2 separate regions of the Mus musculus genome follow, and region 1 is linked to region 2. Evidence: chromatin loops called from intact Hi-C (ENCODE). Cell type or tissue: left cerebral cortex. All regions are shown on one strand. Links, peaks and the distances in the headings refer to the core of each region. The heading gives the core; the rest is flanking DNA.

Region 1 (12,573 bases), core at 3,442-11,441, 830 kb before region 2:
TGAGCATTTGAAACCCCCAAAGACCACCCCACAGTGAAACATTTCATCCAACAAGGCCACATCTACCCCAGCAAGGGTACACTCATAGCTCTACTTCACAATAACTAAGCATTCAAATATGCCTATGGGGGCTATGCCAATTTTTTTTTCTGCTACTGCTGCTGCTTACAGTGACTAGAATTTTAAAAATGGTTACTGGCTAACTAAAATCTTGAAAAGAATTGTATGTTTTCATCTAGATCCCAAGGAAGAGAAAGAAGATGATTCTGTCCTCCCTCAGGAAGTTTCCATTACTACAACTAGAGCTAGCCGGAGCTGGCGCAGTAGTAGCAGGACCTCTATCTCTCGCCTTCGAGACAGTGAGAATACTCGGAGCTCTAGGTCCAAGACTGGCTCCTTGCAACTCGTCTGCAAGACAGAACCAATTACTGATCAACTTGATTATGGTATGGTGCAAATACATTATGCTTACTTCAGATACTTAATTGCTTTTTTAATCTTAGATGTAATGCAGAACATTTACCTAAATGTCTTAATTCTGGGGAAGAGGTTATGTAGGTAGAATTTGTTCTAGAAACATTGTAGATAGTCTCCATTTATAAAACTGCTTCATACAGTAAGTTTACTTAAATCTTTGGCTATGCAAGTGTCTCAATAAATCTTGTTTTAATTTTCTAGATGTTCCAGAAGAACATCAGTCTCCCGGTGGCATTAGGTATAAGTTTATTTCATACTTATATCTTTGAATATTTCATTGTATCAAATGATTGGGACAAATTCTATTTAATAGAATTTTTGAACTGTTACTGAAACTAACTTGTTTTAAGTTGTCACGCTTCCACATTTGATCTTGGATGTACCTTAAAATGTAAAACTTTCTGTTTCCTAGTTCAAAAAGCATGTTTTGAGTAACTTCTGTGAGTGTGTTGGGCATCAATATAAAATAGAGTGTCTTGCTGAGTGCCTTTCATGGTACTTTGATAATTTAATGTTGGCTAATTATTGTGTGATATAACACATTACCAGACATGGAGTTACAAAGTCAGTTTTCTCTTGGTACCATTGGACAATTATCTCTCATTTTTATTTAAAATGTTTGTTATCATATTTGTGTAGTCTTATGAGTTCTAAGTATTACTTTTAATAAAGTAACGTAGATTGTAGTCCAACCAGATCATAAGGATAGAAATTTTTGGTAGTGTGAATTTTGGGCTATGTGTAAGTATTCTAACTCAGTCCTATTAAACAATTCTTGAAACCAGAATTTATCATTTTTATTTGCTTATTTGTAGTAGTGATGAGGAAGAGGAGGAGGAAGAAGAAATGTTAATCAGTGAAGAGGAAATACCATTCAAAGATGACCCAAGAGATGAGACTTACAAGCCCCACCTTGAAAGGTATGCTTGAAATTTTACTATATACATGCTGGTGAAAAATACATAGAAATATACTGTTGTTTTTGTTGCATGATTAAATAAATATACAAATAATTTTAAATGAATGTTTTGGAATTATAACATCTTTTTTATATAGCCCTCCATTTGATCTATTAAACCTTAATATTCTAAACTATACTATTTAGTAGATATGTGCATGTTTTAATAAGATTTTCTGGAATGTTTAGAATTGTTTTGCTTTTTATCTTATTTTTTCTTGAAATTATAGAGAAGACTTGGTTTTTATGTTTTCAGCCTATCTTAGTTTGGGTTACTATTGCTATGATGAAACATCGTCACCACAAGCAAGTTGGAGAGAAAAGGGTTTATTTGGCTTTCTCTTCCACATCTATTGTCCATCACTGAAGAAAGTCAAGACACAAATTCTAACGGTGCTATGACCTCAAGACAAGTGTTGATGTGTAGGCAATGAAAGGGCACTGGTTACTGGTTTGCTCAGCCTGCCCCCTTAGAGAACCCAGGACTACCAGCCTAGGTTTAGTCCTATCCACAATGGACTAGATTCTCCTCCATGAATCAATAGTTTTTAAAAAATCGCCTGCTCACTTGCCTACAGGTCAATCTTATGGAGACGTTTTCATAACTGAGGCTCTTTCTTTTCAGATAATTATAACATCAAGTTAACATAAAACTAGCCAGCATAGAGCAATACTTATCCATGGAGGTGTACACGCGCACACACACATTTATACATATATATATGCATACACGCATCCTTGCTATGGGACGGGTATACAATTGGTATAAAATTATGGTTTGTAAGTTGAGAATCACAGCTTCAGAATAATAAGATAATGATAAACCGTAATCTTTAGCCTGCTATTATAGACTACCTTTAATGAAGCCTTTGTTAGAATATTTGTGTTGAAATGTTTTTCTGTTTTCAGGGAAACCCCAAAGCCACGGAGAAAATCAGGGAAGGTGAAAGAAGAGAAAGAAAAGAAAGAAATTAAAGTGGAAGTAGAAGTAGAGGTGAAAGAAGAAGAGAATGAAATTAGGGAAGATGAGGAGCCTCCCAGGAAGTAAGTGGGCAGTTTCTACTAACAGTGGAAACCTACCATTCAAAGCCACTAGTAGATAGGTAGGTCTGCGTGTGCACACACATCCACATATCCCCAGGCATGGGGCACTTGCAAGCAGATGTCTGTATGTATGAACATGAAGTCAACCTAATCTACGTAGTTAGTTCCAGACTAGCCAGGGCTACATAATGAGACCCTCTCTAAAAAACACAAACACACAAAAGACAGATGAATATAAACCCAAATGAGTAATAGAGATAGTATCTTCAGGGATACAGAGAAAACCAGAAAAATTATCTCAAGTGTGTGTGTTCTCAAAAACCAATAATGTCTTTAGCCATCTATATCTCTATGAGCTTTCATCTAGAATAGTTAACTATTCTTTCTTAAATTACAGGAGAGGGAGAAGGCGAAAAGATGACAAAAGTCCGCGGTTACCCAAAAGGAGGTGAGTGAGGCATTTCTGCTTCTTATGTCTGGTGCTAGGCATTTAATTGATTTTCATAAACAGAGGGGGTGTGGCTTCTTTAAATTTTACAAATGTGGGGTTACCTAGTTCCATGATGCACAGGTGGTGTGTTTTCATTTTCATTGCATGATGCTGAGTTGTCTGAAATCCTTAGTGCTTTTTACCTCTTAGTAGCTTGCTAATTCATGTTTTTAAACCAGCAAACATTTGGCAGTTTGATTACTTATGTACAAATTTTGTGAAACCTATTACCTTTTATCACACTATATATAGAATACCACTTCTGTTACTAACTTTTTCTGACATTCTGGCATTAGAAAAAAGCCTCCAATCCAATATGTCCGTTGTGAGATGGAAGGATGTGGAACTGTTCTTGCTCACCCTCGCTATTTGCAGGTCAGTAAAATACAAGACAGTCTTTATACAGTGTCCATTACTTGTCTTCTAAGATGTCATTTTGTGTGGGATTTGTAAACACTGACATAAAATAAAAAGAAAAATGTTCCTAAATATAAAATAACATAAGTTGTCTTTATTTGACCTGTACTGCTTTAATAGAATACCAGAGGCTAGCAATTTAAAGGAGAAATTTATTGGCTTTTGATTCTGAGTTCCTTACAAGTCTTAAGAATGTGGTACCAGTGTCTGGAAAAGGGTTTCTCAGTGTGCGAGACTGGAGAACAAGAAGGAAGCATGAGGAGAAAATAAGGAACTGAGTTCAGTTTGTTAAAAGCTTTAATCCGTCTGTGGGGACAGACACTTAAATATATCTCAACATTATTACATTGAAAACGTTGGAGGATACATTTAAACCTTAGCACATTCTATTAAATAATAGTAATAATAAAGGACTGAAAAACTTGAACCCAAGTACAAGATTTTTTTAGATTCTTACAATGTTACAATATTTCCCAAAATGGAATAGCAGATTATTGTAACAATACACGCAGATACAGAATAGCAGATTTTAGCTTGAATATATGTTACCATAAAATGATTATAGCATTCCAACTAGTAATTTCGTAGAGATAGTACCAAATGGATGGTTTTATTTTTCTTTTGATTTTTTTTTTTTCCCCTCCTGATTGTGTACAAGTCTGGTATAAAATGGGGATGTGAAATAGTGAAATGTTGCTTAGGAAATGCCTGTTAATCTTTACAAGCAAGTATAAGACTTTTGGATTATGATTCTATTATAGTAATTGTAGCTACTGTTTTTTGTTTGGGGCATGTGATGTGCCATTTGGCATACTCATTGATGTGTTTTTATTTTACAAATGAAAACTAGAACTTTGAAATGTGTAAGTACATCCAAGATGACATTGCTAGTGAGTGACAGGTGCAGGTTAAATTTTTTTTCTTCTACTTTTCCTTTATTTAGCTCAATAAATAAATAAAAATAAGCAGGTAGAGAACTTACTTTTTTTTTTCTTTTCCTTTCCTTCTGCTATTTTAGCACCACATTAAATACCAGCATTTGCTGAAAAAAAAATATGTATGTCCCCACCCCTCCTGTGGGCGACTCTTCAGGCTCCAGAAACAACTTCTGCGGCATGCAAAGCATCATACAGGTACATTTCTAAGTATAAGAGGGTTACCAAATAGCCAAGCAAACTGCACTTGAGTATAAAGACTGACAATAAAGCAAGATTTTCTAGTACAAGTCTTCTTAAAAGAACCTAGAGTTGGCCACTCTGAGAGAACGTTATGAAAATAAATATTAACAAAATATAAACAAAATTTAAATATGACACTTTTGAATTGGGCTGGGTCACACATTTATAATCTCAACACCAGTAAAACTGAAACAGGAGTTTGAGTTCCCAGCCAGACTGGACTATATAGATAGGACCTGTTTTAAATGGTGGTGATAGAAAAGATGTAGGGTCTCATTAAGACCTCCTGGCTGGCTTGGAACTCACTGTGTAGACCAGGCTGGCCTCAGGCTCCCAACAAACAGTCCTGATATAGTCTCCCAAGTATTATAATTGACACTCACTGATTTTCTAGTCTTAAATAGCCTTCTTGAGATAAAACACTTGCCCTGGAAGCAGGGGACCAGAGAGATCAGATACCCTAGAACCCATGTAGGAGCCAGGCGAGCATGCTGGCTGGCTGTAATCCTCGTGCTTGGGAAACAGTGTTTCTAGGGCAATCTTACTGGCAGCTGGAAATCAGTGCTCTCTGGGTTTCACAAGCAGTCCTGACTCAAAGAAGGAGATGGAAGGCGATCCCAAAAGACACCTGACTTCAGCTTTAGTCCTTTTTATGTACCATACACATGCAAAAATAAATATTTTAAACCAACAAACATGAATATTACAGGGCATGGTCATCTAGAGTTTTAGAACATTTATTTATTCTCGACTTCTGAATTTTTTTTTTGTAATGGGAATATTGATCTTTTACTTAGCATATATTCTATGTCAGTTGTAAACTTATACATAGCCATGCTAATCTGTCTACTGAATAACACTGAATGGTGTTTTTTTCACCTAAAAAAATCTCAGAAGTTTAGCAGTTAAGCAGTTTTTGTTAATGGTCATTTAGTTAAACTAACAGAACCAGGACTTTTCAATTCTGCTGCAGGTAAATACTTGACAGTAAAGATGGAAACTTGATCATAGCTGCTCAGGAATAAAGTAGAGTGAATATTAATGAGAAAGCCTAAACAATAAGAGAGGTTTGTTTTCATTTCTGTTTAACAGTTAAATACTTTGAGGTGATTATATATAGAGATCTTAAAGTCTAGTTACTGAACTTGTTTGTAAATTTCTATAGAAATAACTTAGACACAGAAGCTGGGTGTTATGGAATAAACTCAAATTCTATTCATTTCTAGCCACAAACAATCTTGATGAAATTCTATTTGAAGCATAAATTGAGTCACCTATTCCAATATATATACTCAATTGGTATATAATACTAATTGGATATGTCTTATTACATGTGTTCTCACCTCAATCTTGGACAATAAGACTTAAAACTCCCTTTGAAAAAATATGTCCCTCCCCTAGCTGATAATGATGTACATACCCTGTCAGATGCATTCGCAGCATAGGTGCTTGTCAGGTCTCTGAGATTCCTCTTCACTCAGTTGTTGTCTTAGCTGTGCAAAAGCTTTCTGATTTTTTTATGAGGCTTGTTACTTGTCAGTTGTTGGTGTTGATTCCTGGGCAGATGGAATCATATTCAGAAAGTCCTTTCCTACACCTTTATCTTGTATTTTCTTCTAGCAGTTTTAGTGTTTTATGATTCACGTTGAAGTCTTTGATACATTTGTATTTAATTTTTATAGAAGGTAATGCATACAGATCTAATTTCAGTAGACATCTAATTTTTCCAGCAGCATTTGAAGATGCTGTCTTGTCTCCATTGTTTGTGTTGGCATCTCTTTATTATTAAATTTTATAATCAAGTAAATTTATTTTAATAATTTTGTAATTAAAATGTATTACTGCTATAATAAACACCATGCCCCAAAACAGATTGGGGAGGAAAGGGCTTATATTGCTTACATATCCACATTATAGTGCATCAAAGGAAGTTAGGAACTAAAGAAGATGCCATAGTAGACATTGTTTATTGGCCTGCTCAGCATGCTTTCTAACCCCAAGGCTAGCAGTGAACTGAGTGAGCGCATGCAATATCAATCATTAATTAAGAAAGTGTACCACAGGCTTACCCACAAGCCAGTCTACTGGGGGCATTTTCTCAGTTGAGGTTTCTCTTTCAAAGTAGAGCTTATATTAAGCTTTATACATAATACTAGACAACAGAACATCTTCAAATATCAGGTGACTACAGTTATGTGTACATGTGTTTAGGTTGTGTCTTTTATTCCATTGATCTACACATCTATTTTAATGCTGCTACCACGCTGTTTTTTATTGTAGTCCTGAAATATATTTTGAAATATAGAATGGTAATTCTTCAAGTATTGTTATTTTTTGCTCAGGATTACTTTGGCTATTGAGGATCTTTTAGGGTTATTTAAATAACAGACCATTGCAAGCATTTTCATTTGGTTTGTGTTACATCTATAAATGTCTCTAGATAAAACAGTCATTTTCACAATATTCTAATCCATCTTCATGGGAGAGCCTTCTGTTTTGTAGTGTATTTCTCGGTGTCTTTATTCAGATATTTAGTTTCCATCATCAAAATCTTTTACCTCCACATTTTATTGCTAGATATTTTAGTTTCTTTAAGGCTAATGTGAATGGACCCATTATGTTGTTCTGTGTTGCATAGAAAGCCAGCTATAATTGATTTTTTTTAAGTCCTACAACTTTACAGAAATTGTTGATTGTTTCTAGAAGGTTTATGGTGAAATTTTTGGGATCTTTGTTATGCATAGTGTATCATGTGCAAATGGGGCATATTTGACCTTTCTACTACTTTTGCATACTTTTAATTTCCTTCTCTTATCCTGTTGCTTCAGCAGTGTTGAAAAGGAGTTGGGATAGTGGATATCCCTATCTTGTCCTGACATTGATTGATTGATTGATTGATTGATTGATTGATTGATTGATTGATTTGTTGATTTATTTATTTTGGTAGAGAAATTTAGATTCACTTATCACACATAGTTCTAGGTGTGTTTATCCAGGGTTCCTGGAAACGTTTAGTGATGCCTTGAATATGGGCATCAGCACTATACTGCCAGCTAGATTAAGGAAGTTTGAAATGAACTGAGGAATTGCATTCCCCTCCTGTTTCTGGATATTCACCATGGACGAAGCTTTCCCTCCAATGAATTGCAGTAGTTCATCTGTAGATGAAATAAACCTTTCTTCAGTTACTTGTCTGTTACTTGGTCACAACAAGAAATGATGCAACTTAAATCTGTGAAATGTTTACCCTTAACTAGTACCTCTAAAAAAAATTTTTTTTTTTTAATTCTTAGAGGATGTCATAACAACGTATCTTGATGCATTACTTCTCAGTTGGACTCCTGCCAGATCCACCCTCCCCTGGTGTCCTCTGGTGTTTTGTTTTGTTTTGTTTTGTTTAAATTGACTATTTCACAATAGATGTCTTCTTGGCCCTCTCCCTCTTAATATCTTTTTGTGATACTTAGTGATTTTAAGATTTTTTTTAATACAGTGATTCTCAACCTGCCTAATGTTTGGTGTTAAATTTAGCTTCCTCAAAATACTTTCTCACTGTAAAGAGTGTGTTGTGTGCTGTAGAGTGACTGCCAGCAGACTTGATCATCTTCACACTTGAGAAAGTACTTAGCAGGTGCCTTGCTGGAGCGTTAACCACTTTGCTTTTCTTCTTAGACCAGAGGGATTATATCTGTGAATATTGTGCTCGGGCCTTCAAGAGTTCCCACAATCTGGCAGTACACCGGATGATTCATACGGGCGAGAAGCCATTACAGTGAGTGTTTACTTAGTAGTGAACATCTGGGTAGAAGTGCATTTATTTCACATGGAGATTTATCCCTTAAAAACATTTCAGTTGATACTGCTATTTACTTTTACTAAATTAAAGACTGAATATTTATTGGGGAATTACTTGCTGCCTTTTTCTTTGCTTTACTGTTCTTTTTAAATATATTTTTAGTAGCTTGAAAATTCTTCCTTAACCACTTACCACCAAACCCAGCCCCCTTATGTAAATAACCCATGAATGCAATTTATGCTGCCTATGTGCTTGAGTATAAAGTGAAGTGTGCTTGTTTTGTTGTTTCTTAAACATAAAAAAAAAAATTAATTTTTTTAGTTAGATTTCCTAATCCTTCCTAAGTATTGTATGGATATGTAAGTTTTTCAGTTCTCACCTGGCCCTTAAGATCCTCTGATTGATGATTTACTTTTGGATTTCCTTTAGATGTGAGATCTGTGGATTTACTTGTCGACAAAAAGCATCTCTTAATTGGCACATGAAGAAACATGATGCAGACTCCTTCTACCAGTTTTCTTGCAATATCTGTGGCAAAAAATTTGAGAAGAAGGACAGTGTAGTGGCACACAAAGCAAAAAGCCACCCTGAGGTGCTGATTGCAGAAGCTCTGGCAGCCAATGCGGGCGCCCTCATCACCAGCACAGATATCTTGGGCACTAACCCAGAGCCCCTGACACAGCCTGCAGATGGTCAGGGGCTTCCTCTTCTTCCTGAGCCCTTGGGAAACTCAACAGCTGGAGAGTGCCTACTGCTAGAAGCTGAAGGGATGTCAAAGTCATACTGCAGTGGGACAGAACGGGTGAGCCTTATGGCTGACGGGAAGATCTTTGTGGGAAGTGGCAGCAGTGGGGGCACTGAAGGGCTGGTCATGAACTCGGATATACTCGGTGCTACCACAGAGGTTCTGATTGAAGATACAGACTCTACTGGACCCTAGTGCAAAGGAAGACTTTGGGCACTGGGACAGTGCAGACTTTGTATTTAAAAGATAAAAAGGACAAAAAAAATTTAAAGCATTTAAAAATCTAGTAAAATAACTGAAGGGCCTGCTCTTTGCATTGTGGATCACAACACACACACACACCATCCCCATTCCCTGAACTCCCCTTCCTCATCCTTAAAATATTGATGTAGCCTTTACCAGAAAGGTTGATGAAAAAGCAGCAACATGCTAGGTTCCAGCCAGCAGCAGACTTCCTGCTCATTGGCAAATCTCCTTTTTCTCAGCCTATAACTCTGATGTGCTCTGGATCAGCTTTGAACTCATAATAGTATATTACTATCATCTAAATCTTTTCTCCTCTACTACTGCCCTATGGCTCTGGCTTCTTCCCACTGCAACAACCAACACTTACCCTCAAATATTATATAATTCTATTTTCCGGAGGCTGGCAGCTTGACTTGGCACTTTAGGGCTCCTTGGCAGGATGCTGTTAAAACAGCACACATCTCTCACCCCTCTTCCATTACTCACTGGGTTTGGGGAAGGAAGGATACATGGGGACCACCTCCCTCCCTTTCAATGGATCCCAGCACCTCAGTTCCCCCCACTCCTGAACCTCCATAATGCTCTTAATGGTGCTCACTTGCTTGGAAGCAGGCTCCCAAGAGAGGGGACTGACCTCTGTTTCTGGCTGAAAGATAGGGCTCTGTGTCAGTGAGAAAAGTCCCAGGCTAATGGCAGAAATTTGCACTTTGAACATGTGTGTTTTGTGTTGTGGAACCTGAGATTCCTTATTTATTAATGGAAAGTCTGATTTTTTGGGGGGGAGGGTCTTTGTTGCTATGTTTTGTGGGGCTGGGAGAGTAGATTATTCTGACATGGGATCCTTCCTACAAGAGGTACTTTGAAGGCAAGGCTTAGAGTTGAAGAAGCACAGCCAGCCTCTAAAATCATAGTTCTCCAGTGGCCTTTAAAGTAAGCTGGTCCCCAGCACTAACAGAATCACTACAATAGCCTAGTGCTTTTTTGGAAGCCTTAGGGAAGTTTGATAGGTTTGTGGTAACTAGTGTGCTCTTTGAGATTTTTAAGAGCATTTGAGATACAAGAATTTTGAGGGGATGAGGAATGTTGGTCAAGGTCTAAATCACACATAAAAAATTTTCTTCTGTGAATTTATCTTCTTTGCATATATATCCCTGCTGGCCCCTTGTTTTGATTTTGTTATTGGTCATTCCAGCTCTCAGTGGAAGACCGGACCCTGTCATTCATGAAGGAACACAATCTAAAAGTTCTAGAGATTTGGTTAAGAGTAAACTCTTCTGTCTTATCTCCTCTTTAGAAGAGACAAAGCTTCAATAGACAAAAACAAAAGTAAAAATCTATACGATAATGTTTTTTGGCTTTCCCCAGAATTATCTGTTTTCCTCTGAGTAGAGATTTTAATGCCCTGTGGCATTAAAATTACTGTCACTGGGAGACACGGATCATATTTTTACATGCTTCTACCTCTCAAAAGACTAAAACCCTAATTCAGCTCATTTTTTGAAAATTAGGAGTGCAGTTCTTCCCTGTGTACTTCAGAATCAGCCATTGAAGACTGGGCCAGTTGTTGTCAGCAACACATGATGACTATTGGGAAAAATAAGAGTTTGAGAACAAAATAAGGAACAGCTTGTTTTTCACAAACACTAAAACTGTGGAGTTTATCAAATTTTCTCTGCTTGATTTTTTTTTCCCCCCAAAAGGAGAATAGCAAAATGTCATCTCTGAAAGACGCTTACTATACACCCACCTATGTCGGTGGTTGGGATGCCAGGGAGAGGGAGGAAGACACCTACAGGAACAATCTTAAACACATTATTGTTTCCTCTAGAGTGTTGCAGACTTAGCCACCCCTCCATGTGAGGGGAGAAAAGGCATGAAGACAGGCTTTTCTGCCCTGCAGAGTTGCAGTTGACCTTGGTACATTGCATAGATTTGAAAACACTTTAAGAGGAATTAAAAATGGATCTGCAGCAAACTTTGCTCCTCTTGACGCTGTTTATCTAGTATCTGTGTCCTACACTTACCCTTTGTTTTTCACATTTAGAATGTCTCCAATAAATTAGATAGAGCCACCCACAGAAAAACAAACTGCATTGAAAACATCTCACTTTTCTGGGATGGGGAAAAATATGTTCTTTTCTGTACTTCGCTCTCCTCCCCATAAAAGCAACTAGTTCTAAAACTTAGAAACTTCCTGTCCTCTCATGGGGTTGGGGTGGGGCTGAAAGGGGGCTCGGTCATCTTAGCTGCTCTCTGTTGGCAATAAGTTTTTTTAGCAGTTTGCAATAAATTTTTCATGAACTTCCTATTCCTTTTGAGAGCTAGTGCTAGTATAATAAAAGTGTATGAGCAAACTAAGCCCCTACCCTTTTCTTTTTTCCCATGCCAGTCATTTAATTGTCCTTCGAAGGAGTCCTTTTAGTTTTGAAAATAGTTAATTCATACTGATGGTTTGTTATCTTTTAAGTCATACCTCCATCTTCAATTGGCAATTCTAAATTCTTAGGTATATAGTTATGATAATTACTTGGTATTTCTGGGAGTTGTGTACCCTCCTTGCTTGCATTGCTAGCGTATTTTGCATAATTAGACCCTAACACATTTTACAGGGTTTAGTCAGACACTGGCTGGGAGTCCTGGGAATGAGCAGAGAAAACATCAGCATAGAGCACTTGGACCTCCCTTGTACCTGTTCAGAGGAAGAAAATCAACTAACTATATACCAACAACCTAAGTGAGGTCTTACAGCCTTGCTGCAGGGCTAGTTTCCTGCCTTTCTTTCTATCAATTTTCCAGTATACTCAAGAAAATCGGGAAATTGTAATGGGGCAGTTATATCTCCTGAGACTTTTTGCCTGTTGAAATGTGCAGGACCCTTTTCCTGTGATGAGAGATAGCTGGTTACTTGATCTAGGTTTAAAAGTTATGTAAAAGAAAAAAATTATAATAAAAGGGATACTTTGCTTTTAAAATCTTGTTTCCTTTTAATCTAGGTAATCATTTCAAAATAAGTATGTAAAGAAGAAAAATAAAAGTTGTCTTCCTGGAAGCAACTGGTCTTCCTTGGTTGTACTGAGTTAGTCATGCGAGGATAAAACAGTTGATGCTGCTAAATGAGGAAAACATGCCCCTTTTGTATGGTGCTATTTGCTCTTTGTTAAGAGTTGGGAGGGCTTCTAATGCAGAGAGGCCTTGTAGCTCTGTGTTTGGCAGACTCCAAAG
Region 2 (12,573 bases), core at 2,227-10,226:
ATGAAAATGGGGAAGAGGAGCAGAAGCATGGCTTACAGAAGTCACGTCAGGAAGACAGTGCAGGCGCACAAAAGCTACACTGCAGAAGCAGGCTCTACGTGAGGCTCATCTTGGGTACTCTTGAATGCACTTGAGGGACAGACTCTCAAGCACGCTGTAGTCATCACAGGAAAAGGCTTAACCGTGTGTGTGCTGTTTCTATTATGGTTGTCAGAAACAAAGGAAATACAGGTTAGGAGAAAGAAAAGTCCTCTCAGCCTAGAACTGGGCATCAGCCAACTAACAAGTTTGATTTAATGTAATATGCTGTATACCCTGTATTTATATATTAAAAAAGTAGAATCCACCAAATGACAAGATGGAACAGAAACAGATTAAAAATATATCGGCTGGTTTATTTTTAGAGGTATATGTTAACTAAATATTTTTCAAACAAACTTATTCTTTAAGGACCCTCTGGAGATCATACGAATGTTTGTGTAGGGTGTTTATATATTTACCTATATCTTGACTTCTACTTAATTTTGACTCTCCTATAATCATATTAATAAGGGGAGATGAAAAAAAGACTTCAAAGCGGGAAGGAGTCCTTTGGTATACTACAACCTACTTTGAATTGTAATAGTGGTGATGGGATAAAGGGACGTTTGTTGTGTCTCTAGGGCAAAGAAAATGCAAAATTGAGAAGAATTGAGTAAAAGTAGGACATGCAAAAGTGTAACGCAGAAGGTAAAAGAAACCAGCAGAAGTACCACCCAGCAGAAGTATCAGAGCAGCGGGAATACCTGGCATTCAGAGCTAACTTCTGAAAACAGGAATGGATCCCACAAGACTTTGCTTTGGGTCATAAGCTACCTCCCCTCCCTCATTAAAAACACTCCATTGGTGATGGCAGCAGTGCAGGTGGCAGCCAACAGGAGGTACAGGATACTCTGGAGATCTTTTACCGTATCCCCTGAACCAGCCTAAGGATATGAAGAGAAAGACGACTTGTTTGTATGAGTAAGTTAAAACAGGATCAATCTTTTGCATTCAAGTTATGGTCTTTACAAGAATTCTCATAATACAAGACCTTAGATGCCTCTCAGCTTGTGTTGTTTTCTGAGGTATTGTCACACACAATACAGTGATCTGTTTTAGCGCGTGCGCACACGCGCGCCACACATACACACACACACACACACACACACACACACACACACACACACACACACACACACACACTCTATGGATGTCTCAATCTCTTACTCTCATTCCACTTCATCCTCCCCATGGTGTGATGTCTGAGATACCAAGGTAGTGAAATGTGTTCACAACTTACTGCAGTTTTGTTTCCAGCAAGTTCAGTTTCTGCCGGTCAACATAGCGAGAAAAAAGGGACACTAGATTTGTAGGGATAGAGATTGGTTTGGCCAGGGCAGCTTGGGGGATCCGTAGAAGTTCTCGGGTTGCCATGAACATCACCTCTGTCCTATGAGAGAAAACCCAAAACAGTATGAGAAGTAGAAGGGAAAGAGAAGGAGAGCAAAGATAATTTTAAATATTTAAAATAGGAGATAAGCTATCAATACTGACCACTGGTTATTTTGCGTTGATTCTATAGCAGGATCTGAACTCTGTAGGTCTTCTCCACGGCTTAGTAGGATTAGGAGCAGTGACAAGCCAAACTATAACAGAAATCAGATGGAATTAAACTTAACAATAGGGCTGGTGAGATGGCTCAGTGGGTAAGAGCACCCGACTGCTCTTCCAAAGGTCCAGAGTTCAAATCCCAGCAACCACATGGTGGCTCACAACCATCTGCAACAAGATCTGACTCCCTCTTCTGGAGTGTCTGAAGACAGCTACAGTGTACTTACATGTAATAAATAAATCTTTAAAAAAAAAAAAACAAAAAAAAAAACAAAAAAAAAACTTAACAATATATCTAAAAGGCTGGAGAAATGGATCAGGAATTAAGAGCACATGTTCTTGAAGAGGATCAAAGTTCAGTTCCCAGAAGCCACATAATAGTTCACAACCAGCTGCTGGCATTCACAGGATGCACACGCAGCAAACAAACAGATCCACTCATACACATAAAACAAATCTAAAAGCAACAACAGCAAAACTCAAAATACAGTGCACCTAAGCCTCTTCCACATCAGCTGATAGGACCATGGCACTGAATGGGACGGCCTCTATACCAAAGTCTTTGTGTAGCCAGGCGGAGAGGTCAGGCAAGCCTGGAATTAAAGTTGTCTTTCCTCTAAATTTTAGTTTCTCACATAGCAAATGACAAGCATAGAAAGCCACTTCTGTATACCCTATCCTGTTGTGAAAATATTTTCCATACCAGTCACTGATAATCTAATGATTTTGTCTTTCTCTTTTTTAAAAGAATCAAAAGAGATTAAGAAGAAAAGTCAAAGTTCATGGAAAATTAGAAGAAAGAAAATTAAGTAAAGTTATTTTATAAATAAGAAAAGGCATTAAGAGCTACATGGGACCCTGGAGATATAGCTCAGTTGGTGGCATTCTTTTCTAGCATGCACAAGGTTTGATTCCCAGCACCATATAAACCTATAATCCCAGCATTCAGGAGAATTAAAAGTTCAATGTCACCCTTGGCTACACTACACAGGAGGTTAGGGGCCAGCCTGGAATACACAACAATGGCTCAAAAGCAAAACAAAACAAATCAACAAAAATATAGAGAAATATACAAAGGGGAAAAAATCAAAGCTGAAAGGAAATTAAAAAAAAAATTATACTCCGGAGGCTAGGAAAATAGCTCTGCTGGTAAAGTACCTGCATGCAAGAGTGAGGACCTGAGCTTCAATCCCAAGAAATCACAGAAAGCTGAGGATGGTAGTGTGTGCCTGTGATTCGGCCTCTGGGAACTGGAGCCTGTCAAATCACTAACGCACATGGCAGCCTGTCTAGCCACAACAGTGAGCTTCAAGTTTAGTCAGAGAACTTATCTCAAAAAGCAAAGATGGGGAATAATCAAGGAAAGAGCCCTGATGCCACCCTCTGACTATATAGCCTCTATGTGCACATCATTCCAAAGTGTGCATGTATGCACAGAGTATTTTCTTATCTGAAATCTACAAACTTACAAAGGCTATTAATAGAAGCCTAAAAATCAGCAACATGAACTCTGAAAGGGCATGGAATGAAAATGCCACAGCACTAGGTTAAATGTGATGCTGGCAGTACTCTCTCTGGAATTTCATTCTACTTTGCTGTGTTTGTATTACAAAGGATAATCTTTCTTTTCCACAAAATTTCCCTGCATTATATATGTAAGCAAATTTTCACCAGAGTCAGGATATTGTATGACTTCTTGGTTTTCTACTGCTCTTATCAAAATTAAAACAGAGATTAAATAACAGGAAGAGCACAACTGGTCACTGTATGTCCTGAGGGATACTGGTATCCTCTACTGCCTCAGATACTTTGTTATTGTTGGTAGGTCAAAGGAGAAAGGGGTGCTGAGACTTGACCCCCATTGTATACCATGGCTCTAAACAAGTACCTACTACATAGCAGGCACCATCTAAATACTATGACAACTATGCAAAGTCTTCATCACTACTTGCACAACACAGATCAGAAAACCAGCTGAGAGGCTGGAGAGAGAGATGGCTCAGTGGTTTAGAGCACTGACTAGTCTTCCAGAGGACCCGAGTTCAATTGCCAGCACCCACATGGCGGCTCACAACTGTCTATACCTCCAAAATATGACACCCTCACACAGACATGCATACAGACAAAACACCAATGCAAACAAAATAAATTATTAAAAGTAAAATAGAAAGAAAACCAGCTGAGCATCCTATCATCAGGCTGTAATAGGGCACGCTAGGACTGAAACTTGCCTGTTTAGAAACCATGATCCTCTTACTAGGTTTCCTCTAAGAGGTTTTTGTTTGTTTTGTTTTGTACTGAATCTGGGTATGTACACTAGGCTGGCCTTAAACTTACAGAGATTTATATGCCAGCCTTCCTCCTGAGTGCTGAGATTAAATACAAGTGCACCAAGTTTTGTCTTAGTCTTTACATCTTTAACATGACATTAGCTGAAAGGTGCATGTCAGGCATGCCATGTCCTGGCCACTGCTACTCAGGAGAAGCTTGTTAGAATTTCTGGGAAATGTCCTAATAAAACAGGATAGACACCTAATCTACACCTTAATCATCCACACCCAGCTATGTTCCTCACGCCAAGCCAGTTTTAACTTTCACAACAGTTTTGAAGCAAGAATCTTCTGAGAACGGGAATCTACTGCTAAATATGACAGGAATAACTGTAGAAGACTTAATACTCGACGCTACAAATTTCACCAGAAACTAATTTTTCCAAACCACTGTTTGTGTTCTAGCCTTTGCTAGAGTGATGGATATGAAGTTCTTGAACGGAAGAAAGCTACAGTAGTGGTAAGTTTCCAAGGACAGAGACTGACAGGCGCACCTTGTTCTGGAGCACAGCAGTGAGGTGAGAGTTGGAGGGCGCTGGTGCACTTGCACTCTGAGGTAGGTTCATTAGCTGTTGCAGAAGGCTGGTGACAGTCACTGAAGGAAGATGATAGAGGAGGAGAGAGAAGGGACTCAGTAAGCATGGCAGCACCTACAAAACAGAAACAAGAGCGTTACACCCTGCAAACCATTCCTCACTCACCTCCCACCAGTGGGTGTGGCCAGCAGGCTGCTTGCCATATACAAAATCAGTCTATCGCTGTGTGCAAGGACGTTTGGTTGTCATGGAAAAGAAGGATAAATATTTGATTCTTTCTGGTTCAGTTTTGGGATGAGTTACTGACCTAGCACTCACTGCACATGATTGATGTTTTTGTTATCAGTATGAACTCATTAAATAAAATCTAACTCAGCCTACTGCTGTCATTTTTCTTTCTGATGTTAAATGTGTAACTTCTGGCAAATAGGAGTCCCCTCAAATTGGTTTGTACATCCCTAGTAACCTAGTAGTTCTCTTGCCTCTGTTGTAAGACCAGGATTATCTGTACTCCCATGAGAAAGCCTGGAACCAGCTATTACTTAAAGAAAATGGATTCTAGAAACATCGTTTATTACTTTTTAATTCACATAAGTTAAAAACTCAGCACATGCATGTACACATAAATATTTATACACACACAGGAGAGGGAGGAAGAGAATGAACTACAAACATATTTTTAGACTGGTATCAAACTTACAGCAATCTTCCTGTCTTAGTCCCCATAGTGCGGGGAAATCAGGCATGAGTTACCACACAACTTTTCTACAGAGTTAACTAAGCGTCTTCACTAGCAAGTTAGCCCCATGAAGATCTTTTTGTACTCCTAGCTTTAGTTCTATGATGTAAAATGGTGCCTGGATTGTAGTATTCAGTGAGTATCCACCAAATGACTGAGGTTCTCCCACACTTGCTTCCATTACTGGGTTCCCATGAGATCATAACTGACAAAGTGCCCACTGCGCCACTGACTTCCTTTGGCATTTATGCTCTAAAATAGGTGTACCTTTTTATTCTGGTCTTTTATTCTTTAGGATAAATCTCAAATCTTTTTTTTTTTTTTTTTTTTTTTTAAAGATTTATTTATTGATTATATGTAAGTACACTGTAGCTGTCTTCAGACACTCCAGAAGAGGGAGTCAGATCTTGTTACGGATGGTTGTGAGCCACCATGTGGTTGCTGGGATTTGAACTCCTGACCTTCGGAAGAGCAGTCGGGTGCTCTTACCCACTGAGCCATCTCACCAGCCCCCAAATCTCAAATCTTTAAATTTTTCCTACACTCCATTTTTCATTCTTGGAGTCTCTTAAAAATGTACTAGTTTGAAGGCTGGAGAGATGGTTCAACTATTTAGAGTGCTTGTTGCTTTTACAGAGGACCCCAAATCCAATTCCCAGCACCCACATGGAGGTTCACAAGCCTTAACTCCAATTGTAGGGATCTAATGCCCTGTTCTGACCTCCATGGACACTAACCGTGCACACAGTGCACATACACACAGGGAAGCAAACTACTCATAAGTAAAACTAAAAAAACTAATATATTTTAAAAAGTGTGTATGTTGCATTCTTCTGATGAGATTTAAACCTTTCATTCCTTTCTGTAAATACTAAAATCTCAAAGGCTACAGTAGTAATGTCTACCTCTTTCATGTTTTGAAGTACATAGGCATGTACTCAGGTGATTATTTCTAAATTTTTAATCAACTACAATTAATTTCCTCACAGATAACTCATTCTGAATCCTATATGTACTAATACTAATTATTCTTTTTTTTAAAAAAAAAAGATTTATTTATTTATTATATGTAAGTACACTGTAGCTGTCTTCAGACACTCCAGAAGAGGGCGTCAGATCTCTTTACGGATGGTTTTGAGCCACCATGTGGTTGCTGGGAATTGAACTCAGGACCTTTGGAAGAGCAGTCAGTGCTCTTACCAGCTGAGCCATCTCACCAGTCCACTAATTATTCTTTTACCAGTTTCTTGTCTTGAACTTGAAAAAGTACAAGAAATTTAGCTAATCTTCCAAGAGCTGTTACAAGGATAAACAGAGATCTTTTAATCAAGAATTATCAGCTGGTCACTGGTGGCACATGCCTTTAATCTTGGCACTTGGGAGGCAGAGGCAGGGGAATTTTTGAGTTCGAGGCCAGCCTGGTCAACAGAGTGAGTTCCAGGACCGCTAGGGCTACACAGAGAGACCCTGTCTCGAAACCCTCCCCCTGCCACCCCCCCCCCCAAAAAAAAGATTTACCCTGTGGGACACCATTCAACTAAACCTCCAGGCTAATGTGAAGTTACTGACAACAGAGCAAAGAGGGATATTTGACATATTTGACATCCACAAAAGTATAACCAAGAGCCAAAGTTTTCCAACTTGAGAACTATAAGGAAATTGCCCTACATGGTGGGTACCTCATCTTGGGCATCCTTCTTGATAAGGAAAGGGAGGTTCCTGGCAGTTGCCATGAGAATGTCAGCTGCTTGCTCTGTGGAGAGGAAAGGGAGAATGCGGGCAACCATTCTCTTCCCTTTTCGGATACACATGATCTGTACAAAGTGGTCATCACTTGGCCTGCAAAAAGAATGCCATCTAGTGTCAATAAAGGCAATACAGAAAACCCACATTTTTAAAAATTATGCAACACTCATCTTTATGATCATTTTGTACTACCAAAGTGGAAGATGACTTTCTAATTCCAACCAATTTTTACTTTTTACAATAAAAAGTAGAAAGTTTTACAAATATGGGAAATCATTGCCCATATTATATATAAAAGTGTGATCAAATTTGATTTAAGTAAAAATTAAATATTTTTCAGGGTTAACCTGTAAGTGTTATTAGGGCACATAGAATTTACATAGCTTTGTAATTTACTTTTTGCCCCCACAGAATGGGAATTGAGTCCAGAGCCTCCTGTATGCTAGACAAGTATTCTATTGTGAGCACTTCAACCTCTTCAATACTTTTCCATGTCAATATTCTTCAACTAAATGCATTTAATGGTTACATTACATGTCTATATAGGGATAAATCACATTTATCAGACCGAAACTACAAAGGTTGTGTTGAAAAGAAGTCTATTCTATGTTTGTGTAAGTTGTGGCTCAGGAGACCTTGAGTAAAGAGAAAGGAGCCATTAGCAGACGTAGCCTTCTTACATTTAGTATCTGGGATTTATCAAACATCACAATTAGGTTTGCTTCAGACAATGAGCAGGAGAAAGACGACACAGAAAGAGTTAACACTTCTGTCAGGAGCCATAATGGGACGAGCTAATAACTAGCAGGTGATCATCCTGCAGCTGCCTCGGATTATTATATAATCTGCGACAGGTGAGCCGTCATTAAGCAAGGCTGTGAGGGACTCATTTTAGGAAAGATTCCTGCTATTAATATGCTTTTCCTGTCATTATTAAACATACATAACAATCACTAAGTAGGAGCACACCCCTTTGGAGCAGATCTCTGCATGAAGATGTACCATCTAGTAGTGATGTTATATAGACAAATAGATGACTTAAGACTTAGTGATGATCCTATAAGAATTCCTAAAATTATATCTGTGATTATTAAGCTCTTTTATTAATGGGACTGCTATTAGGTCATTTTCTAATAATCAAAGCTGCAATGAGAACTCTGTGCCAATCTCCCAAGTGTCACCAGTTAATTGCTTTTAGATGGTAACCAGACTTTCTCCTACTCAGAGCACATTCCAAGAGGTTGTAAAACAAGTAACCAAAGGTCTACACCTTTAATACCAGCGTTTGGAAGGCAACCGGATCTCTGTGAAACTAAAGATAGGCAGGGACACACAATGTGACTCTCTCAAAACAAAAACAACAAAACCCAAGATAGATGCTAAGCTTATGAATAGTTGGACAGAGTATATCATAATCCCAAGTATGTGGAGTTTTGTTTGGCAATGGAGGGAATCTCCCATCTCCTCTAAAAGCACAATAATTACCTCTCTTGTCCAGGCAATTTGCCCCTCAGGTTGTCATACATGCTACATATTTTGTGCTTTCTTTCATCCATCAGGGCAGGCCGCTCTTCTTCTAGACTTAGGAGATAGCGCCTTTCATAATCCTCCACATCAAGGAGTAAACTATAGGTCTAGGAGAGAGACAGAATAGGCCACAACATGGCAGGTTAGGACCAGAGTATTAGATAAATGTCTTCACAGTTTAGGACTAACTAGTATAAATGCCAGCATGTAATTTAAACAAAAGAAATTTTTAAAAAGGTGCTCCTTTAAATGTAGGGGAACATGGTGATATAATCCTTTAACCATCATCCTTTCTCTCTCTTGGACTGTTAGTCAAATAATAAAATAGTGAAGTAATTATGTTTCCCAAAATTTCTAGCAGCAATGTTTTGTTTGTTTGTTTGTTTGTTTGTTTTTGAGACAGGGTTTCTCTGTGTAGCTCTGGCTGTCCTGGAACTCACTGTGTAGACCAGGCTGGCCTCAAACTCAGAAATCCGCCTGCCTCTGGCTCCCAAGTGCTGGGATTAAAGGTGTGCGCCACCACTGCCCAGCTTTTAGCAGCAATGTTAGGCTGAAATACCCAACTTACTGTAACACTGCCACCTTCCAGTGAGAAGGCTGTTTGAGAGTGTGGAGATGCCAGGGCTTGATTGCTGGCCGTTTTTCTCCATCTTTCAGTACTTTCTATATTGAGGCATCATCTCCCACCTGAACCCAGAGGTAGCCAAGTAGGCTTACCTAACTAGCCAGGTTCCTCCAAGGATCCTAATCTCTTATCTCCTCAGCATTGGCTTGCCATACCTGCCTGGCATTTATGTGAATGCACAGGATGTAAACTCTGATCTTCAAACAAACATTTTACCATCTTCTCTAGCCCTGGCAATCTTTAGATAGGGTCTCACTTTGTAGTCCTTCTGGAATTCACTATGTAGTCCTCACATTTAGAAACTGCCCTGGGAGTAAAATCCACCACCCTGGATTCCTGATAAATATTTTGCTAGTCAAGCAAATTTTCTTTTTGTTTCGTTTCTTGAGACAGGGTTACTCTGTGTAGCCCTGGCTATCCTGTTAACTCGTTCTGTATATCAGGCTAAACTGGGAGATCTTCCTGTCTCTGCCTCCTGAATGCTGGGATTTTGTGCATCACCACCAACCAGGTAAAAAGTTAATTTTACTGGCTGACACCAGTAGTCTAAGCAGTTCACAGGTATTCAACTCATCGCAAACTCAACCCCAAAACAAAACTACTATAGTTGTCTCCACAAAGAAACTGAGGACAGCATAAAAGTATAAATAACTCAGTCTCAGGTTACAGACTCCGAAAAGGGACAGTCTGCAGCTCTACAGTCTTGAACATGGTGTATGCTTTATAGACAGTCTATATGTATAATCTCATTTCACCCAATAAATGATGTAAAACTAAATCAGTTCATGAGCAACTATTCCTGTTTTTAATTAGGCTTAAGATGACCTGGGTTGATGAGATTGCTCAATGGGTAAAGGTGCTTGCTGACAGCCTGAGTTCATCTGTGTTGGAAGGAGCCGCATGTTGCCTCCCTTAAGTTATCATCTAACTTCCACACAAGCTGGAGTAAACACCTACACACACACACACACACACTTATATATCACAAAAGGTGTCCTGCTCAAAAGTAATTAGTTGAAGAGCAGTGAACAAAACCCCAGTGCAGTGTTCTTTCTAGGATCCCATAGGCAAGGTATGTAGCACAATCACTTCTAAATACTCTGGTAAACAACAAGAGCTTACCACAAGCCAATTCTTACATAATATAAAAGAACAGGGACCAGTGAGATGACTTAGCAGGCAAAAAGCACCTACCCACCCAAGCCAGTCTTGAGTTTGAGAACCAAAACCCACATGGCAGAAGGCAAGAACCCAGCCCTACAAGCTGTCCTCTGACCTTCATGCACAATGCCACCCCATACATAAAGTGTAATATAATAAAAAATGCTGGTTTACTGATCATTCTTCTACTTCTTGGGTACACATATATTTGATAGTCCTTTAAATTGAAACTAAATATAGAAATAAATTCTAAAACTTACTTTCTCAATTATAACAAGGGTTTTTCTTCTCTTATCCCGAACTTGTTTTTCTTTTGTTTCCTTAAAAAAAAAAAAAAGACTATTCAGTAAAAATTCTTTAGAACATTTTACTCTGCCCTTAGAAGCACTACAAATGTGGCTGCTGTGTGCCTGCAGTTGTGTCAGTAGGCGCAGAGAGGAGAAAGTCTATGTCTATGCTCAGTGCTTTGACCTATGACTATCTGAATGATTAGTAGCCTGAAAAGACGCTAGCTTGAGACAACTACCAATCAGGTGCCAGGCAAGTCCCGATGAACTCCCAGGATGGGGAACAAGCCAAAAACTTGAAGAACCCTGTCTGGGACTCTGGCCCCAAGCAGGAGTGAGCCAGAAACAACTACCAGACTGGCATCACGGGGCCCCTGACAGGGAGCTAACCTGAGATGAGCACCAACCAGTCCAGAGCTACACAGGCTTGGGAGGTGCAGACCATGCCCAAAAGGACCCCTGCCAGGCACCATAACGCACAAGTGAGGCACAGCACTCTGACACCACTCCTCAGATGATCCCAGACCCTCAAAGACCACTAAGAGCAAGTAAGTGGTGGAGAAATGGAAGAAAAGATAAATAGAGGGATGTGGGCACAATGAAGACAGGCACAACTAGAGACCTGAGGGTAGTGAGGAACAGCCTGAGGTTAGTAGCCGGTGTTGCCACCTGAGACCACGGTAGGGTCTTGGCTTGAGCTACTACAGGGATGGGTTGGGAAGGCTATGTAGAACTGGCCCTGGAGGCATGAGAGCAGACCCTACCACACATGGAGGGAGAGATTACCCTCCTCCTTCCTCACCCTTCACCAATTGTGACAGGTGGGAGACCTAGCTCTAGGGTCATGAGAGCAGGAGAATTGGCCCTGCCCCTCACCCACTGTAGTACTCAGGAGAGCAGGCAAGGTACAGGAGAGTAGAACTGACCCTAGTGATGCAATCATGGGCAAGCTGGCCCTGAGGATGTGAGAGAGAGTTGGCCCTGCAACTTGTCTGCCATGGGGCACAGGCAAGAAAAAGATGCCCTCATGCCTTGTCATCTAGGGCTTGTGGGAACTGGTCCTGACTCTCAATTGCTGTGGCACTTCAGAGAGTGGGACCTGCACCTCACCTGGACACCCCACAGTAGAGCTGGCCAGGTGAGCAGGCCACTAAGGATGTGAGTGTGGGAGATCTGACCCTGCCTCTTGTCTGCTGGGCAGTAGCACGGACAAGGGAGAGACCCTTCTCTTCCCCCACCTTGTCCCTCAACATCTATGGCAGGTGGTAGAGATGGCCCTGAGGTCAAGAGAGTGGGAAAACTGCCCATGTCCCTCACCAAATAGAACACTCTGGAGAGCAGGTACTGCACCTTGTCTGAGTACCTTGCCTGGCCCTGTCTGCGGGTGAGCTGGCCCCGAGGGTGTGAAAGTAGGAGAGTCAGCGGACAGACTTTCCAATGGCTACCACAAATGAACACTTCTTTTGCTGGCACTTACATCATCCTCACTTCGAGATGTCACAACAGCATCTATCATCTTCCGAGGATTATTCACACTAGAGACAGTAAGCTTCCCCAACGAGCCCTCAAACTGCACTGAAAGGACAAAAAAGACTCCAATGAACACTTGGGATACAGCAGAGAGCACTTGAAAAGCTGTTTTCTGTTCTTCACCCACGGCTCAGTAACTTCCCAGAGGACTGTACACCCCCTTTCTTTCCTTTCGTTTGTTGTTTGTTTTAAGGCAAGGCCTCATTATCTTAGGCTGACTTTGAACTCATGACCCTTCTGCTACTGCCTCCTTAGTACTAAGATTATAGGTGTGACCTGCTACAGCCAGCTAAAGCAACTCCTTTGCCTAATCTATTCTCCACTCTTCATTACTATTAATTATCAAAAGAAAAATTCTCCTTTATCAATTTTAGAAGTACTAAGAAAAGCAGTAAATTCTTAAAAATTCTGGACTCTCAAAGGGCAAAGACTCTGTGAGTTTATCTGTCAAGATAGTCAT

What was found. A loop is a pair of places that touch in the nucleus more often than their neighbours do. Peaks named below come from ENCODE experiments on the same cell type or tissue, not always from the same donor. Only the 100,000 strongest peaks of a DNase experiment are listed, where the experiment ranks them.
Region 1: a loop joins it to region 2, with 5 times the contacts of the local background. A loop is called at or near these places in 3 of 42 quality-filtered maps.

What each region holds. Positions count from the first base shown.
Region 1 is chr19:12,766,766-12,779,338 of GRCm38, reverse strand. Zfp91 (zinc finger protein 91) reads left to right here. Exons shown (of 11, transcript NM_053009.3): 3 at 240-446; 4 at 679-715; 5 at 1,293-1,397; 6 at 2,345-2,479; 7 at 2,877-2,927; 8 at 3,266-3,344; 9 at 4,405-4,519; 10 at 8,237-8,336; 11 at 8,790-12,400. The coding sequence ends at 9,300. Gm44505 (predicted readthrough transcript (NMD candidate), 44505) reads left to right here. Exons shown (of 13, transcript NR_024093.1): 3 at 240-446; 4 at 679-715; 5 at 1,293-1,397; 6 at 2,345-2,479; 7 at 2,877-2,927; 8 at 3,266-3,344; 9 at 4,405-4,519; 10 at 8,237-8,336; 11 at 8,790-9,162. Among named protein-coding and RNA genes, the nearest start is that of Cntf, 7.4 kb to the right of the region's middle. In left cerebral cortex, for the core only: no CTCF peak of the experiment used is centred there; DNase peaks (open chromatin) are centred at 5,069, 8,272 and 11,143.
Region 2 is chr19:11,931,723-11,944,295 of GRCm38, reverse strand. It overlaps Patl1 (protein associated with topoisomerase II homolog 1 (yeast)), which reads right to left. Exons shown (of 19, transcript NM_172635.3): 12 at 12,061-12,158; 13 at 10,557-10,616; 14 at 8,469-8,617; 15 at 6,917-7,076; 16 at 4,457-4,612; 17 at 1,576-1,667; 18 at 1,322-1,471; 19 at 1-965. The coding sequence ends at 944. Gm22272 (a small nucleolar RNA gene) reads left to right here and starts at 10,668; the gene lies at 10,668-10,801. In left cerebral cortex, for the core only: CTCF peaks have their summits at 6,366 (motif pointing right) and 7,104 (motif pointing left); a DNase peak (open chromatin) is centred at 4,634.